Linked DNA regions of Mus musculus: region 2 is linked to region 1. A link is a loop called in an ENCODE intact Hi-C map of the cell type or tissue named here. Cell type or tissue: gastrocnemius. All regions are shown on one strand. Links, peaks and the distances in the headings refer to the core of each region. The heading gives the core; the rest is flanking DNA.

What was found. A loop is a pair of places that touch in the nucleus more often than their neighbours do. Peaks named below come from ENCODE experiments on the same cell type or tissue, not always from the same donor. Only the 100,000 strongest peaks of a DNase experiment are listed, where the experiment ranks them.
Region 2: it touches region 1 in a loop (2.6-fold over the local background); 3 of 42 quality-filtered maps call a loop at or near these places.

The regions. Positions count from the first base shown.
Region 1 is chr19:27,212,484-27,220,816 of GRCm38, reverse strand. It overlaps Vldlr (very low density lipoprotein receptor), which reads right to left and starts at 3,797. Exons shown (of 18, transcript NM_001161420.1): 1 at 3,121-3,797. The coding sequence starts at 3,202. The region is part of intron 3 of Gm35438 (a long non-coding RNA gene); the gene reads left to right. In gastrocnemius, for the core only: a CTCF peak has its summit at 3,946; DNase peaks (open chromatin) are centred at 3,013, 3,307, 3,728, 4,287 and 3 more places; H3K4me3 peaks cover 3,531 bases; H3K27ac peaks cover 3,972 bases.
Region 2 is chr19:27,391,585-27,399,917 of GRCm38, reverse strand. It overlaps Pum3 (pumilio RNA-binding family member 3), which reads left to right. Exons shown (of 18, transcript NM_177474.5): 14 at 97-239; 15 at 814-1,036; 16 at 3,536-3,623; 17 at 5,590-5,680. Among named protein-coding and RNA genes, the nearest start is that of Pum3, 34 kb to the left of the region's middle. In gastrocnemius, for the core only: no CTCF peak of the experiment used is centred there; no DNase peak of the experiment used is centred there; H3K27ac peaks cover 1,540 bases.

The DNA.
Region 1 (8,333 bases), core at 297-8,296:
AAAATAGTTACTATACATTTTCTCTTTCTATGCCATTTGGTAACTGTCAGGGTTTGGGGATCTAAACCTGAAGCCATATGCCTGGGGCCCTGTCTGTGCTCTTCATCTTAAGGCACACGTTTTATGGTTCTGACACTGTCCAGGGAACAGAAAGGGGTCACAACAGCTCTTTAGCTCTTCTAGAACCTTCACAAGAAGTTCTACCGGGAAGTCCTGTCTGAGGTTACTCATATTTTAGGAAGCAGGAATCTGATGATCAGGTTTGCCACTGTTTAGAAGATGGAGGGAGCCACCTTTACACAGGTTTACAAGTGCAGTTGGTCAGCCTGAAGTCTTAACCTATGTTGGCTCTACTGAACTTGAACTTTATATACACAGTGTAGGTCTCTAGAGACTCAAGCATTAAAAGCAGAATTGTGTAGAGATGACACAGCACTAGAGGTACTGGTAAGAGAATGAACCTGGGCAAAAAGCTGCTTCGGGCTTTGGGAAATGCGCTGCCCATGAAGCTTGGGTTGTGACTCTCTTTTTAAAAAGAAAGCCTTCATCTGCATGGATTGCTACGGTCTCTGCCTTTTCTTGATGCTCTGGTAAGCCAGGAATTATCTCTCCTGGTCTTTCAGATTCCTACCTGCAGATACTCTGGTATTTCTCAGTCCCAGGGGAAGAGAAGTGAGAGTCACTGGTCAGATTGGAAGAGCTCTTGCAGAACTCTGGCTTTGAAGACTGTACAACACACCGTATCTTAATCTATACCTAGGCTTAATCTATATGAGGCAAGAGTCCTAGAACCCCCATGTGTTCTGCCATCAGTCCTTGCGATCTCTCGTTTGTTAGTGTCCCTTCACTTCAATTCCTTGCAGAAACTCTATACACACATGCCTCCCCTGTGTCAGGCAGTTTAGTGTGTGTGTGTGTGTGTGTGTGTGTGTGTGTGTGTTGGTGGGGGGCAGAGGGAAGGGTTGGAGAGAAAGAGTAATCACAGAAGGTCTGGGGCAGAAAAATCAGTCTGCATGTTTTGGGACTTTGAACTTAGGACACTACTGTGGGTTCACTTATGGTCAACCAACTCCAAGTCTGCTGTAGTTCAGAAAGAACTGCCTCTCCCACTCTGGCTGCTTAGGTTTGTGCCTGGTTCTCTCTTCCACTTTTTACAGCACCACCATAGCCCACTTGCAGTAAAGGAGAAACAAAGGCTATCCCCACTTTCCTGATCCCAGCTCAACAACTTCTGGTGTTGGACTAGCTCCTTGAAGCAGTCTGGATGCTTTCCGACCACTCCGTAAAAAACAGCACCTGATGGAAAGTTAGCACTTTAAACATTCCAAGAATCCAAAAGGTTCTGCAGCTAAGGAGACTCCTTTCTCCCAACTCCCCGGATCACAGTCAGTAATGGATTTTATGCATTCGTGTTTTGAAATACTACAAAATATATAGCCCGAGTCAAGTCACTCTTCTGAGAGATGGTTTAATAAGTTAACATTACTCATCCATTAATGATTAATGTCAGCGTCTGAAATGTTCTGTTAAGCAGGGCTTCTCTGGGCACAGAGGTTTGTCACAGGAAGGATTCTAGCGTCACGATACCTGGGCCCTTTTCAGAGTGCAGCTGGAGAAAGCGCCAGAGGGAAAGGCCCCTCTGAGCCTGGCTGATCTTAAAGGTAACCCAGCTGGGGCAGCTCAATTAACTCCGCGTAGACACGTGACCAAGCTAAACGCAATCCAGCTACCAGCCAATCGCATGGGGCAGAAAAGCCCTGCCCAGCTTCTCACGCTCCGGACAGCGGAACCAAAGGCCCAGGGGCGCTGGGAGACTTAAACACCCCAGCATAGCTCGACAGACAGCTTGACCACACACTTGAAAGTTCGCTCTCACTCCAGGACACACGTGACCGCACGCAGGCGGGCCTTCTAAGCTACCCGGCGACAGGAGATGTGGATTGTGGACTATTTAGAGCTGGGACAGCGTTCTGCCCTAATTACCTAGAGCTGGTTGGCAAGCAAGCACTTTGGTGTCACCTCTTAAGACCTCTAAGACCTCTTCAGTGGCCCGCCAAGGATCAGACGCGGACCTTGTTAGGAAGGCATCTTATCACCTGCTCTGGAAAGTTGTGTGACCCAAGATGGGGTGCTGGAAACACACAGGGCTCCAAAGCCAGTGTGCCGACCCCCTGGGACTCGACAGTAGTCACCCCGCCCTCCCCAAGCTCCAGTCACACGCTCCAGCTCCACACCTTCGGGCCGTATTGTGCAGAATAAAGGCTAATTACAGTCACTACACTGGGACTCAGTTTCTCTGGGGGAAAGTGTTGCCCAGAATGAGGCTCGGCAAAGTAACCTGATTAAGTCTTGATCCCACTCCCCTCCCCCGTTCAGTTATCTCAGAGACCCCAGAGGTTTTTAAAAGCCGCAGTAGCTGCGGAATCCCCGGGGATGGGAGAAAGAAAAGCACTCGGAGGACAGTCCAGTTGAAAGCCACTCTTGGAGCCCGAGAGACGGCCCGGCGCCTGGGGAGTCTCAGTCCCGGGCGCAGGCTGCGTACTTGTCATGGCTCGGCCTCCAGGCTGCCGCCCACCGAACGTGCGCTTGCTCACGGCAGCGCGAGGACTCCCGGCTCGGCCGGCACCTGGCGCCCGGTGTCCTCGGAGACGCCCACCTTCACCCACTGTGCGCTCTCAACCCTGCTTAAGTCTGAGGGGCGCACTCGGGCTTCCAGGCCCCGTGCTCTGCCACGGTCCTAACAGCCCGCCTGGCAGAGGAGGCAGAACCATTGTTCAGTGGCTCCAAAGCCCACATCCCCTAGCCCTTGTCAATGGGGGGTGAAAACCATGTAAAACAGAGGTTCTGGGAAGAAGGGGGACACAGAAGAATGACAACAAGTTCAAGGGACGCTTTAGGACACCCTAAACCCCACCGTCCCCCGGGCCTGGCTCCCAGTAACCTCGGCTCTGACAGCTCAGAGGCGCCACCCGGGTGGGGAGGGGAGGCAGGAGAGGAGCGTGGAGAGGCGCCTGCTAGGAGGGGATGGGCAAGAGGAGCCCCGGGGTCCCCCAGAACGCGGCGATCGCGGACGCCTCGGCTTGTTTCGGGCCGAGTGCGGAGGGGCGCGTCCCCACTCACCGCTTGCAGTGGCGCCGCTGTCCCGGGGCGCCCAGCACAGCGCGAGCAGCAGCCACAGCGCCCAGCGCGCGGACGTGCCCATGCTGCCCGCCCGGATGGTGCCTCCGTCGCGCCGTCGTTGTCGCCGTTCGCTCCGCACAACAAGTTACCAGCCCTTCGGAGAGGAAGAAGGAGGTGGGGGCGGGGAGGGAGGAGACGAGGAGGAGGGGGAAGGAGTGAAGAGCCGGGAGCACGGAGAGCACGCAAGGAGCGGGCACCCTTTCCCTGCAACTTGCACACTCTACTCCCCGCCAGCCACCCACCCAACCACCCACCCGGTCACCTCCCCCGCCGCGGCCGCGGTGTGCGCGCGGACCCTGCGGGCGGAAAATAATGCAGGCGTTGCAGAGAAGGGGAGGGAGAGGGGAGGGAACGGCGCGGGAGGAGGGGGCGGGGAGCCCGTTCGCCACCGAGGACAGCTCAAGTGAGCGGTTTGGGGGCAACCACCCGGGCGGCCGCAGGAGCGCGGCCGAGCGGCGCGGGGACCCCAGCGGGGGAGCTCAGCCCAGCAGCTCAGGCACGCACCGCTCTCCCGCGCGCAGTGAGGAGGGTGCGGGGGCAAGTGGCAGCGTGCGTGCGTGAGTGGCTGGGGCTGGGGCTGTCGCCGCCGCCATCCGGATGGCTCCAGGGGCTCGACTGCTCCGCGCGTTGGCCCGGGGCTCACGGGGGACCCGGGGCGGCCGCTGGTTGGCTCGCGCACCGTCCTCACCTCCAATCCCGGGTGCCTGTCCTAATTTCCTGATCCAGGGAACCTGCGGCCGCAGCAGCTGTGCGCTCCCTAGCTCCCTACAGTTGCTACTGTACCCTCCTGGCGCCTTGGCTAGGAGCGCTGATGCAACTATTGCTGCTCTTGCCACCGCCTCCAGGCTTGATGGGGCTGGCAGTTGAGGGGTCTGGGGGGCAGCAAGGAACCCTTTTCCTCCCTCTCCTGAGCCCCTAGGAAGGGCTGATGTAGTGAGGTCGGTAGGTAGCATCTTCCGGGGGACTCTTCTTTCCAACCTGAAAGTGATGAAGAGGAGGGGTGCGAAAGCTCCGCTGTTCTGCTGTGGGGTTCGGAGTCCCATCTCAATGGCAAGCTGAGATGCCATTTTGTTAAAAATTAAATGTGGCTTTAAGTAAGAGTGTGTGAAAGAGAAAGAGAGAAAGAACAAGAGCGCTCCCGCGGTTGTGGCTTGTCCTCTGTAATAGAACAAGACTAAAATAACCGAGTCTGGGATGGGGAGGAGGGAAATTGCCAGCGCAGCTCTGCATTCTCTCATCAACGATTAGAGTTAATTGCTAATTGCACAAAATGATAGTTTGAGGGCCTGTAATTAAAAGCTTAACCTTTTTCTGGTTGGAGGAAGGGGACCCCGGTAGATTTATTCTTGGTATAGTTTGTAACGTTCAATTATAAGCATTGTGGAGGGAAAGAAGTCAACCCTCCCAGAGAGGATAGATTGGAGGGAGGTGGGTGCCAGACAGGACCTAAGTTTATGGTTTGTTCTTAGTGTACTTCAGTTTTCTTGAACACATCGCCTTGGTTGAGATGCTTTCTGTGGTATACCACAGATTTTTCCAAATTATTTCACCTGTTAATATGTGTGTATGTGCTTCTGTTTTATAAGTTGCTGTACCTCGAATGAATCAAAGTTGACAGATTTCAGATTCCATGTCCTAGCTTCCTTCTGGCATTGTAATGTCACCTTGGTTCTCTTGAGCAGTTCTCTGGGGACAGTCTACTAGGAGAGATGTTCTCATGTACCCAGGAGACCCTGGGGGTAATTCTCAGCCAGGGTACATTTTGATCGGTGTAATTTAGCCTCATTGTGATGGATAATCTCACATGCAGATGGGGTCTTTCAAAGCTGCTCACTGTGGATGCTGTTGTGTATAATCAGAGGGTAGGAGATGGGCGGAAACTGCATGGTGAACACGTGATCACAGCCAGTACCAGTCCACAGACCAAGTTTGAGGGGGATGGTCTAACTTTCGTATCCCTGGGGCTTGAAAAGCTCATAGTCACTTTACACCTGATGAAATGGGTGGGGGACATAGGTGAAGTCAATAAATAGTCAATATGAACAGGCTCCATAGTTAACTGAGACGTCACAAGCTTGTTTTCAATGTTTTACTTGAGAGAGAAAGGTACACGACAAGGGAAACATTGATACGGCACATAAGACTTAACTTTGACAAACATGTATTATGCTTTCTAGCATAAATAAACTGTTGGTAAGCCAAGTTATGGCTCTACACTCAACCTGGTGGCTTTTTTGGTCTATCATTCGACTGCCTCTGCCTCTGTGTAACTTCAAAGGATAAAAACAAACCACTCCCTTTTCTGTGCCTGCCATCTGACCTGTAAACTGAAATCAGAAACAACCCACATGATACTCAAAATCATCTGTGGCCTCAAGAAGCAGGTCTCTTTCAGACCAACCTATTAGAGGCTGAAAGAAGTTCCAAAGGACGAATGCATATAATTAACATAGAGAGTAACTGATAACTAAGAGAATAAATTAATCTCGAGTAGATAACGTGGGCAAACGAACAGAGGCCTTCAGGTAACTATGTGAGTAGTGCTATTTACTTCCACAATCCACCGAGTGAACTAGTGTGTCCAAACAGCACACACACTGAGCAGTGCTGGGTTCTATGCTATGTAAGGCAACCGCCATGGGTCAATACTTAGCTGAGGAGGCCATGGGAGCTGGTCAAGGTAAGAGAGACATGTTGAAAATTACAGCACTGTTTTACATGCGGCACTGTGTTCCAAAGTTGTTTCAGATGCTGTAGAATACAGAGATGCGACTGTAGCTGTGGCTGAGGCTGTTACTCAGTGGTGGATTGCTTGCCTAGCATGCAAAGGTTGTCCATTCCATCTGAACCATCACAATGATGAATGAATGAATGAATGAATGAATGAATGAATAAGGATTACAGGGGAAACCCAGCTGACTTGGTCGCAGGATAAGGATGTAAGAAAAGGCTTCCCCGGGTGCTTGACTTGAGCTGATCTAGTCAGCATTTTTCACTCAGTAAGTCACAGCCTGCCTCAGCCTCTTTATCATTGTCTGGGTTAAGGTATTAACTTTTACTAATTAAGGGACAGAAGTTGCATGGGCATCACTCCCAGACCCTGACATTTCATTGTTTGTGTGAGGCTCTTTTTGTCTCCCTGGCAACAGGAGGCATTCAAAAGGTGGCTGTGCTATTAACGAAGGTTTCTGATCGACCTCATGAGTAGCAATACACACACATCTCTGAAAATGTCTATGAATAAAAAAGCTTTTAAATACAGTTTAAAGGTTTGGATACATATATATACTCATGTATCAGAGACTATGTCACTCATAAAGCCTAAAGTATTTACCTTTTGTCCTGTTAGGGAAAGACTTGCCAGCCAGTGACACAGAAGAAGGACACAACCCATGTTGACCTAATCTACCGAGAGTTTGTACACAACCTGGTATTAGCTTAACTGCTACACTGGGACGACTGAAGGAAGGGCTTACATTGTTGAGGAAACCAAGACACAAGAGCCCTGCCTTAGTTAGGGTTTCACTGCTGTGAAGAGACACCATGACCAAGGCAACTCTTTTAAAGACAACATTTAATTGGGGCTGGCTTACAGGTTCAGAGGTTCAGACCATTATCATCAAGGTAGGAACATGGTAGCCTCCAGGCAGGCAAGGTGTAGGAGAAACTGAAAGTTCTACATCTTCATCTGAAGGCTGCTGAGAGAATACTGGCTTCCAGGCAGCTAGGATGAGGATTTTAAAGCCCACATCTGCAGTGACATATCTGCTCCAACAAGGCCACACCTCCTAATAGTGCCACTCTCTGGGCCAAGCAAATATAAACCATCACAAGCCCTGTGTGTCCAAGACAGTGTGAGGGATTCAGAATAGGCTCAGGGGCTGAAGCGGTGGGAAGCAGGGCTGAAGAAAGAAAGTGGCAGGGACTGGATTAGTGTGGCCCAGGGACTCACCCTAAAGCTTTGGAGTTTACTATGGAGCACAGGGAGGCTTGGAGATAGAATTTGAGCAGAGGTCTGGCAACCAGATTCTTTTCCAGAGATGACACTCCAGGGATGCAAGGTAGGTTCGAATAACATCAGAGAAGGAAACCCTAGAGACACTGGTGGTGAAGGAGTATATTAAAGAACAGTAAGGAAAGTTGTGCTCAGTACAGAGACTCCAGCCTCTTCCTCAGAAATCCTGTTATAATAGGGCTTTAAAAGACATCTATATATGTACCCCTATTCCAGTGATCGGGGAGGCAGAAATGATCATATTTCAATATGTATACTTATGAGATTCTTAAAAAAAACAAATTACTCTACATCTAAAAATATACAAAAGAAATATTTTTTTAGAGAACGACTCCAGTGTGTTTTGTTTGAGAAGTGGGACTTTTTTTCCCCCCTTCAAAAATTATGTAATTTTTTTTTTTAACTCAATTTCTGAAATCAGGGCAGGGCCTACAGAAAACTTGAAAGTTCACGTTCTTCTGTCATGTCCCTCTCTTCAAAGGCCTAGATGGGTACATATAGGGCTCAGAAGTCATCTTCAGACCAATTGGCTAGTTGTCCTGCTGATCACTGAAGCCTCAGCAAGTCAGAAGTGAGCAGAGCTGACCCTTCCTGCTGTATTCTGGTACTCACACCCGGGCCTCCCTGCTATCCTTTTTTTAATTGTGTGAGAGGCCAGCAAACCCCACAGGTTTCACCTTCTCTCTAGGCTGTATGTGTGGGGCCTGATGATTTATAATAATGTATTATACACTTCGACTTCTATCAGAGTCACTTGAAAAGACAGTCTCAATAGTGTGCCAGGCTCTGGCCTGAGAGTTTGTGCTTGAACAGGGTGCTGCTGAAGGTTCTGAGTTTTTCCCTGAGTTGGTCAGGGTAAGTGCTTTGAGAATCACTCCTGAAGCCACCTGCAGAATATCCTCCCTTAACTACATGGCTGCTTCAGGGTCTCAACCCGTTAGCCCAAGGCATTCTCCCAGTGCATCATTCAAGGCTTAAGCCCCAAGCACATTCCCCAAGCTGCTTGAGTTCTGCAGAGGCTTAAGAACTTAGTTTGGAGCTCTCTCTTGGTTAGATGGATGTTTACGTCTTATTAATGTGATAAGTAGGCAAAGGCTAGAACCACTTTTGTCATTGTGCCAGTCTGTATGTGGTTTGA
Region 2 (8,333 bases), core at 18-8,017, 180 kb before region 1:
AGGAAAATACCCAGGGTGTGTTCTTCATCCCCATCAAATCTCAGCGGAACTCTGGGAATATAATAAACAGTGGACGTTTTTGTTTCCATTATCTAGGAAATCATCAGTTCCTTGCCCAGCATAGTTAATGACAAATACGGAAGGAAAGTCCTCTTGTACTTGATGAGCCCCAGAGACCCCGCCCACACGGTGCCCGAGCTCATCGAGCTTCTGCAGAAGGGTGATGGCAACGCGCACAGGTGAAGGCCAGCTCATGACTCCAAGAAATCCTCTAGATGCCTCCCTCTCTCCCTCCATTTCCCTAAGACTTCTTAGTGAATTCCATAGTCTCAAGAGCTTACTTTGAAGGAAATGGCAGTATCTGGCTGAAAGAACACAGCTGAACCTGGCACACAGTAGGCATTCAAGTGAATAGTTTGCTTTTTGTTTTACTTTACTTTCAGAGTTGTCAGTATCTTATACTTAAATGTCCTGAGAGCATCTATAAAGTACTCTGAACACGTCCTGTCTCACATGATGACTTGCCACTACTTGGTTGAAGATTGGCAGGATTGGGAATGGTTGGTTACTCGTTTGTGACTGTGGTGTAGAAAGCAGCTTCCTTTATTGAAGTCTTGCTCCATGCCAGATAGTGTTCAGATCCTGGGGATGGAAAGATGACACCTAGTCTGCCCTTGACTCACTCACTGTCCACATGCTCGGCAGGACTGACAGTTACAGGAGATAGTGCCCTGGGTTATGATAAGCTCCTGGAGGTTTGTGATAACAAGACTGGTCACTTAGCTTACCACCTCACTCAACATATTCCGACAGCAAGAAGGACACTGCAATCCGCCGGCGTGAGCTCTTGGAGTCCATCTCTCCAGCTTTGCTGAGCTACCTGCAAGGACACACTCAAGAGGTGGTGCTGGATAAGTCTGCATGTGTGCTGGTGTCTGACATGCTGGGATCTGCTACTGGAGATGTTCAGCCTGCTATGGATGCCATCGCCAGTTTGGCAGCAGCAGAACTGCATCCTGGTGGCAAGGACGGAGAGGTGATGTACTGTGATTATAGTAGGAGAGCCCCAGGGCCTATAGTATCTCCAGATGTGGATTCTGCAGAGGGTCAACAGTCATGCCAGTAGTACATTTAAAAACGGTAACTCAGAGTGCCGGTGGTAGCACTTGTCTTCCCCAGAATGCAGAGATCCTGTAGTGCCTACAGACATGTGCTATGACTTATGGTTATCTGTGATTGCCCCTTCACTACCTTTCCAGAGTAGTCCATGCTTGCTGTGGCAGCTGCTTCCTGTGGTGTGAAGTGCTGTTTGTCCTGTGCTCCATCCATTCAAAGCCTAATGCATTCCAGTGCCCATAGTTCTCCTTGAAGTCTTCCCTAATTTTGTTTGACTCATTAAAAAAGACTCACTCAGCCGGGTGCATAACCACAAACCTAGGCTTTAGACTTGAGAGATTGAGGTAGGAGAAATAGGAGTTCAAGGTCATTCTCCTACACATGAAGTGGAGGGCCTGACTGAGCTGGGTGAGGCTGTCTCAGACAGAACAGTTGTTCCTTCTTGTTTGTAGTTACATGGGCATGGTGTGATTCTACGTTGCATCTGAAGTTCACTGATTGTGTGTGCCTTGTTAGTGCTGTACCGCAGGCAACACCGTCCTCTGCTGCACCCCAAAGCTTTCGGAAGACATGCAATTTAAGGAAAGTAATTATTTAAGTTAACATAGAAACAAAAACTGAAGGACAACTGTGGATTCTAAGGGGTTGTATAAGAACAGCATGTCCCCAGGTAGCCTTCCTGGAATTGGAAAAGGCTACACTGGGCCCTGAAGGGTTAGCAGCTCAGTCAAGAATGGTGGAGAAGAGCGTGGGCTGCAGGGAGCCATACCGCAGCTCTGAGGAGGGGAGCATTGGGAGCTCAAGACTCGTGTTTGCAAATCAGCCGGCCACAAGCAGAAGGCAGGGGCCGCCGATCGATCGGACTGCCTTTGTCCTGTGCTGCCTTGTAAGACCCGGGAGCTCTGAACTAGCAGCTGGTTACAGGCAACCACCAATTTTATTTTATTTTATTTATTTATTTATTTGGATCTTTGACCTCTACTGTCAGTTAGTCTCACAAAAGCCTTTATGTGCTAAATAGAATAGCCTTTCATTATGATCGCTGGCATTGCTCAAGGATATAAAATAAGCTGTTCAAGTTAAGCCTTTCATTCATTAATCGAAAAGGCAATAAATCTGTCAGGAATGCTTAAAGAGATACTCGATAGATGAAATGACAGTCCCTGCCCTTCGAGTTTGGAATCCATTGGACAGAAGTGTACGTGTCACTTTTATGCACACCTTTATGTTAGCTGAATGCTAACAGCTGCATTTTAGTTCCGTCCAAGGGACTTTAAACTAGTGATGTAGTTCTGGTGACAGTAAACTACACATAATGGAATGCCTTGTGGTAGCAGCACTGAGTCGTCACAGTACAAAGGCTGTGTGCTGCACAGGGCAGTCAGCCTCCCCTGTTGGGCTCCTTTGCCCTGCCCTCTTTCCCTGTGTGTTCTAGTTCAGGCCAGCTTCCATAGCCGCAGCACTTGCTCACATCAGGCTCTCAGGCAGGAAGGAAAGCAAGAGCAAGGAGGCCTTTTCTTGTCAGGGAAGACCATCTCTAGCCAGGCTTTCCTGCCATGTCATTAGCGAAAATTGGTCTGAGGCACACCTGCGTCCACACCAGTCTAGCAAGAGTGACTGGATGGCGAGGGTTACTTAAAGCCTTGAGGATGTAGCCCCGGAGACCACAGTGGAGCCTTTAGAGGAAACAAGTTGGGGCTACCTGTTGAGTAAGTAGTTAGAATCTTTTTCACAGCACAGTTATTCATTCCATGTCTAATTCCCTTTAGCCATGGGTCTAGTCTGGCACTCAGCAGTGTTAATCCCCACCCGCACTTGATTCTGGTATTGAGTGTCTGATGTCTGACATGTGGCATGCTTTTGACAACGTGGATTGGAAGAGACAAGTGGACTGTCAGCTGAAGCTCAGACCCCTGCCTTCCTGGAGCAGACAGATGAATGTGATGAAATACTGCTCTCTATGGAAATAGTGCTCATTGGTTCTCATCCTAAATGAAGGGAGACCACTGTTACTGTGGGAACAGTTGGTAGGGCCAGCAAGCAAGCTGCAGAATGTTTTCTTGGCCTGCTGATTAGGTCACTGTAGAGAATAATATTTAAACGCCATGTAGCATTCTCCCCAGAGATTTCTTTGTATCTTAGAACAATGTTGCCATGGGAAGAGTGGACAGATTACCTGATTTTTTAGATGAGCATTGTATGTTGCTATTCAAACAAACTAATTTCTGCACTACCTTGTAGGGGCTATGATCTTCTACTTTGCTGCTTGTTGCACCCTAGGTATATGATGGGCATCCTGGGTTAAGATTTCTTAAAACTGAAACGTAACCACATCTGTGTCTACACGTGGGGTAAAGATAGGCTCAGGGACCAGAGATATTTACTAGCTTCTGCAATAACGTGTCGGGTTCTCTTGTAGCTTCATGTTGCTGAGCATCCTGCAGGACATCTGGTTCTCAAATGGTTACTAGAGCAAGATAAAAAGATGAAAGAAAGCGGAAAGGAAGGTAGGCTGTGCAGCTTATCTTTTGTGTGTGTGTTACATGGAGTTTTTGCATTCCTTGACTTTATACTGACCATTTAGGTTCAGGTACTATTTGCCAAGTATGTGGAAATCGTGCCTGTGAATAAGTAAGTAATGATTAAATGTCAAGGGCTGGCTACAGCTCACTAGTAGACTGCTTGCCTACCATGCAAATACCATGAGCTGTTACGGTGGCTGGAAAAGCTTTGAGCTGAGGTCATGGATTTGTTTTTGGAGACAGTTTCCAGTGGAGGGCGGAGGGTGGTACTGTCACATAAAGACCTGGGACTGGTTTCTGCCGCAATTTCATTATTGGAAACATTGATGCTCTGTTTAGGTGAGTTTGACAAGTTACCAATTTCCAAACATTTTTCTAATGATTTTTTTATAATTAAGACACCAAAAGCCCTAAACCATGGCTGGTGGGCTTGGAGTGGTTGTTGTTTCAAGCACGAATAAGTGTCTGTTATCCGGGTTATGTATTGCTGTGTGACAAGCTCCCTCGGCTTAGTGGTTCACTGAGCAGGATTTCGGCTTTAGTGGAGCTTGTTTCTCCCTACCTCTCAAGGCTCCTTGTTGGGCACTGGAGTTTACACAGTGTTGCTGGCCCAGCCACAGGGCTGCCAGTGTTAGCTGCACTTCCTCATCCTACCACAGGGCCGCCAGTGTTAGCCGCACTTCCTCGTCCTAGACTGCTTGGGCCTGCACACATCATGGTGGTTAATTGTTTTTTATTTATTTTTATTCTTTTATTTATGGCATGTATGTGTATGACTATGGACATAGCATGTCGTGGCACATGTGTAGAGTGCAGAGGACAGCTTCAGTTGTCAGTGTACCTTGTTTGAGACAGAGCTTGTCTTTTGTGATCTGTCACTCCATATGCTGGGCTAGCTGGCCCCTGTGCTCCTAGGGGCCCTGTTTCCACATCTCATCCCACCTGGGAATATTAGGTATATAATAATAACAAGCTCCAGCCATACATAGTTTCTAGGAGTCTGAGTTGAGGTCCTCAGCCCCGGGTGTTGGTGCTTAGATTGAGCGTCCCAAGGAAACAGCCCACGTATGCTTAGGCCTCAGGATTAGTCCTTAGATGTCATCTCATCTCACTTCTACCCTGTTCTGTTGGTCCAGGCAATGAGACCACCCAGATTCAACAGAAGACTTAGATTCTACCCTTAATGGGGGACTGGCAGCATCTAGAAATGCACACCATGGAGAACATGTTGTTTTTATCACCTTTGGAAAGCAAACAGCCTCACTAGCTGTCCTTGTTTACCACAAGAGCTAAGTGTGCTCCATGCGTGTCTTTGAATTATTATATGTACACAGTACCTACGTGAGATTGTTGCCATCAGCATAGGTCACCCTTTCCTTCCCAAACCCCAGTCACTGGCTGAGAATGAGCTGCACCTAGAGGGTACAGGGAACAACAGGCTAAGGCCTTGGAAAGAGAGTTACAGATGAACGGTGTTTGGGATGGAGGAATCACATAGCCTGAAACCCATGGCAGTCTTCTTGCCTCAGCCTCCAGAGCTGGGACAACAGGCTATGGTGGCTACGAAATCATTGTAGAAAGAAATTGCCACGAGTAAGCCAAAATGTTCATTCTTTAGTCACTAGCCATGTTACTGGTCCCTTCTAGTTAATTTTTTTTTTCTGTAGGAACTAATTTTGGCTACAGGTAAAGTGATATTGTCAAACATTTACTTGCTGGTCAAGGTTAAATCATTAAATATTACAAAAGTACAGATGTGATCAAATAAGCTTTTTAAAAATAATTTGTTTTTCTTGGGTAATTATTGCTAAAAGATAGTTTAGAAGTTGCATCAGAGTTAAGAAACTTGGCTTTATTAACACAGTGCTCGATCTATACTAGAATTTTAGTGTTTATATTAACTTAAGGGGATATGCATGTGGCGCCCACTAAGTATCAGTCTACTTTGCAGGTTGTTTTGCAAAAACCCTTGTAGAGCGTGTTGGTATGAAGAACCTCAAGTCCTGGGCCAGCATCAACCGAGGTGCCATTATTCTTTCCAGGTTGGTAGCTGTGTCATGCAACACACACAGACACTTATTTCATTTCTTTCTTTTTCTCGAGTTTATTCCCAATAATGTGGGATTACTCCATCACTCTTAGTCTAGACAAATATGAAAAAGTACTTGTAGAGGCGGTGAGACAAAGGCATTTGCCAGTAAGCTTGACTACCAGAGTTGCATCTCCAGGCCCCACATGATACAAAGAGAGAACTAACTCCTCCTGCAAGTTGTCCTCTTACCCATACTCTCAGGCTGAGGCAAGGAGCTTTGTGTGCTCGCACAAAAAACAGTAAACAGATGCGACTTAAACTTTTCTTTCTTTTTTTAAAGATTTATTTATTTTATGTAAGTACACTATAGCTGTCATCAGGCACACCAGAAGAGGGTGTCAGATCTCATTACGGGTGGTTGTGAGCCACCATGTGGTTGCTGGGATTTGAACTCAGGACCTTTGGAAGAGCAGTCAGTGCTCTTACCCACTGAGCCATCTCGCCAGCCCTAAACTTTTCTTTAAGCAAATACAGCTCTTCAGTCCTCAGATTTAAGTGTCATCTTTGGGTGTCAGGGGTCACAGAAATTTATGTTTACAGTTTTACTACATTTGTAGATTTGACCAAAATGTAGTTATATTTTTTTCTTAATGAGTAAGATGCATGCCTGTGGAAACTGTCACAGAGCTGTTTAAGCCAAGCCTAACTTTATAGTTTATTTTGTTGTCTTTAGTGATTTCCAGATTGATAGAGATTTGTTAAAGTACAAGAAGTTGATGATATGGAAATGGAGGCCAAGTTATAGACTGCTCTCTGGAATTGGTTATGTTGAGTTTATAATGTATGGATCATTGTTTAAAATGTTCATTTTATAATATCTGTGTGCTGTTACTGGTTTTCTGCTGTGTTGCTATCCTGGTTTGCTTCTCATTTATACAAAACTAGCCAAGATCAGCCTTGGGGAGCTTATTTTATCTTAGAACTCCTGGATCAGAATCCATCACTGAGCAAAGCCAAGGCAAAGTTTAAGGCATGGGCTGAGACTGTGGGCAGATGCCGATTCCTTGCTAGTTTGCTCCCAGGTTCACCTGCAGCTGCTTTTCTTGCCTGGACTAAGACCACCTACTGGGGATGGCACTTGTCACAGTTTGCTGGGGATGGCACTTGTCACAGTTTGCTGAGCCCTCCTACATCAATTAACAAGAAAGCGACCCATGGCCAGTCTGTTGGAGGCAATTCTTCATTTGAGATTTCCTTTTCAAGTTGACAATACTAGCCAGCACATGTACCGACAGTGAGAAGCTTTTTTTTTTTACCGGTTTGAAGCTTCCACCTTATATGTGGAACTTGCTGTCTAGCCTTACTGTAACTTGTAAACTAGGCTCAGTATTCTAGTATATGATTTGATCTACTGTAGATACATGAGAATTCATTTTTAAACCAGTCATTTTATTTGATTGTATGTTATTACATGTATATTCAGCTGTCTGTTTCTTAGTAAAATGAGTTAATATTTGAGGGGATGTTAAGGAGTCAGAACCCATTAGCTGCAACAGGAACTTTTTTGACTTGCATTTCCTTACCAGGCCTTTGGAATGTTAACGCCTACTGACACATGCTTTCATTCTGCCCAACCAAGTGGAAATTTCAGTGATGCTATGAAATTAATGGGTAAAGTTTGCTTATCAGTCAGCACTCCCTTGGGTAGATCAGACATACGAATGATCCAGTGTGCTTCTTGTGGAGCTTTGCCTGGAACTATATGGAGATACATAGTGTTTAAGGTTCTAAACAGAAGTTCAACTGTTGTGTGGCTTCAAAGGTAGTCTTCATGTTTGCTGGACAGTTGAGTAGAATTTGTTTGCCAAATTTCCCTGCCTGTTTACATTTTAGTTAGAATTTGTGTTTTCTTTTGGGACTATTTAATGTTGTTTGTTCACAGTTGCTATTAGGTTACTGAAGGAACATTTTGGGTAGAAAGGAAAAAGCCTTGTATGCTGGCTAAGGAATAACACTGTAGAGTTCTTTAGCAGCTAGGAAAACAGGCCTTAGTCTGCCTGGGCCTCGAGCCCTGCCTGTTGCATGGTTTGCAAAGTCATTGAGCTTTTCTGGTTTTTCTTGGTTGTAAAGCAAAAAGTTAATAATCTTAAAGTTGCTTTGAGAAAACAAGGCATATATAGTGCCTTTCACTGTGTCTGTGTATGACTTACTTATGTATACCATGTAATACAGTGGCTGTTTAGCCAGGTTGCTAACATAAGGACGCTGAGTGACAGGTCCACTACAGGGCACTCTACTAGTAGCTGTTGTCATCTCCTGTGAGCTGTAGGATGCTGCCTAGTACTTTTAACACAGCTTCCTCGTTATTGATATAAATGAAAGTTACTGGGACCAGGGGCTCTTGAAAATGCCAGGTGATCTCCTTATAGAATATATTTCAGAGGGCAACATTTAAATGTAGTCCTAAAGAACTTGGGAGAGAAAAGGAGATTTGGGCCTGGTGGCATGCAGTCAGGTGCCTGTGACCCAGCCCTGTGTAGTGGTTCTCATTGAGTATTTACTAAGTATCAGTGTCTAGTTTAAAAAAACAAAACAAAACAAAACAAAAAAACATCCTTCTGGGAACTGTTATCTCAGTGGCTGAATGTGGGCTTAGTGTGTGA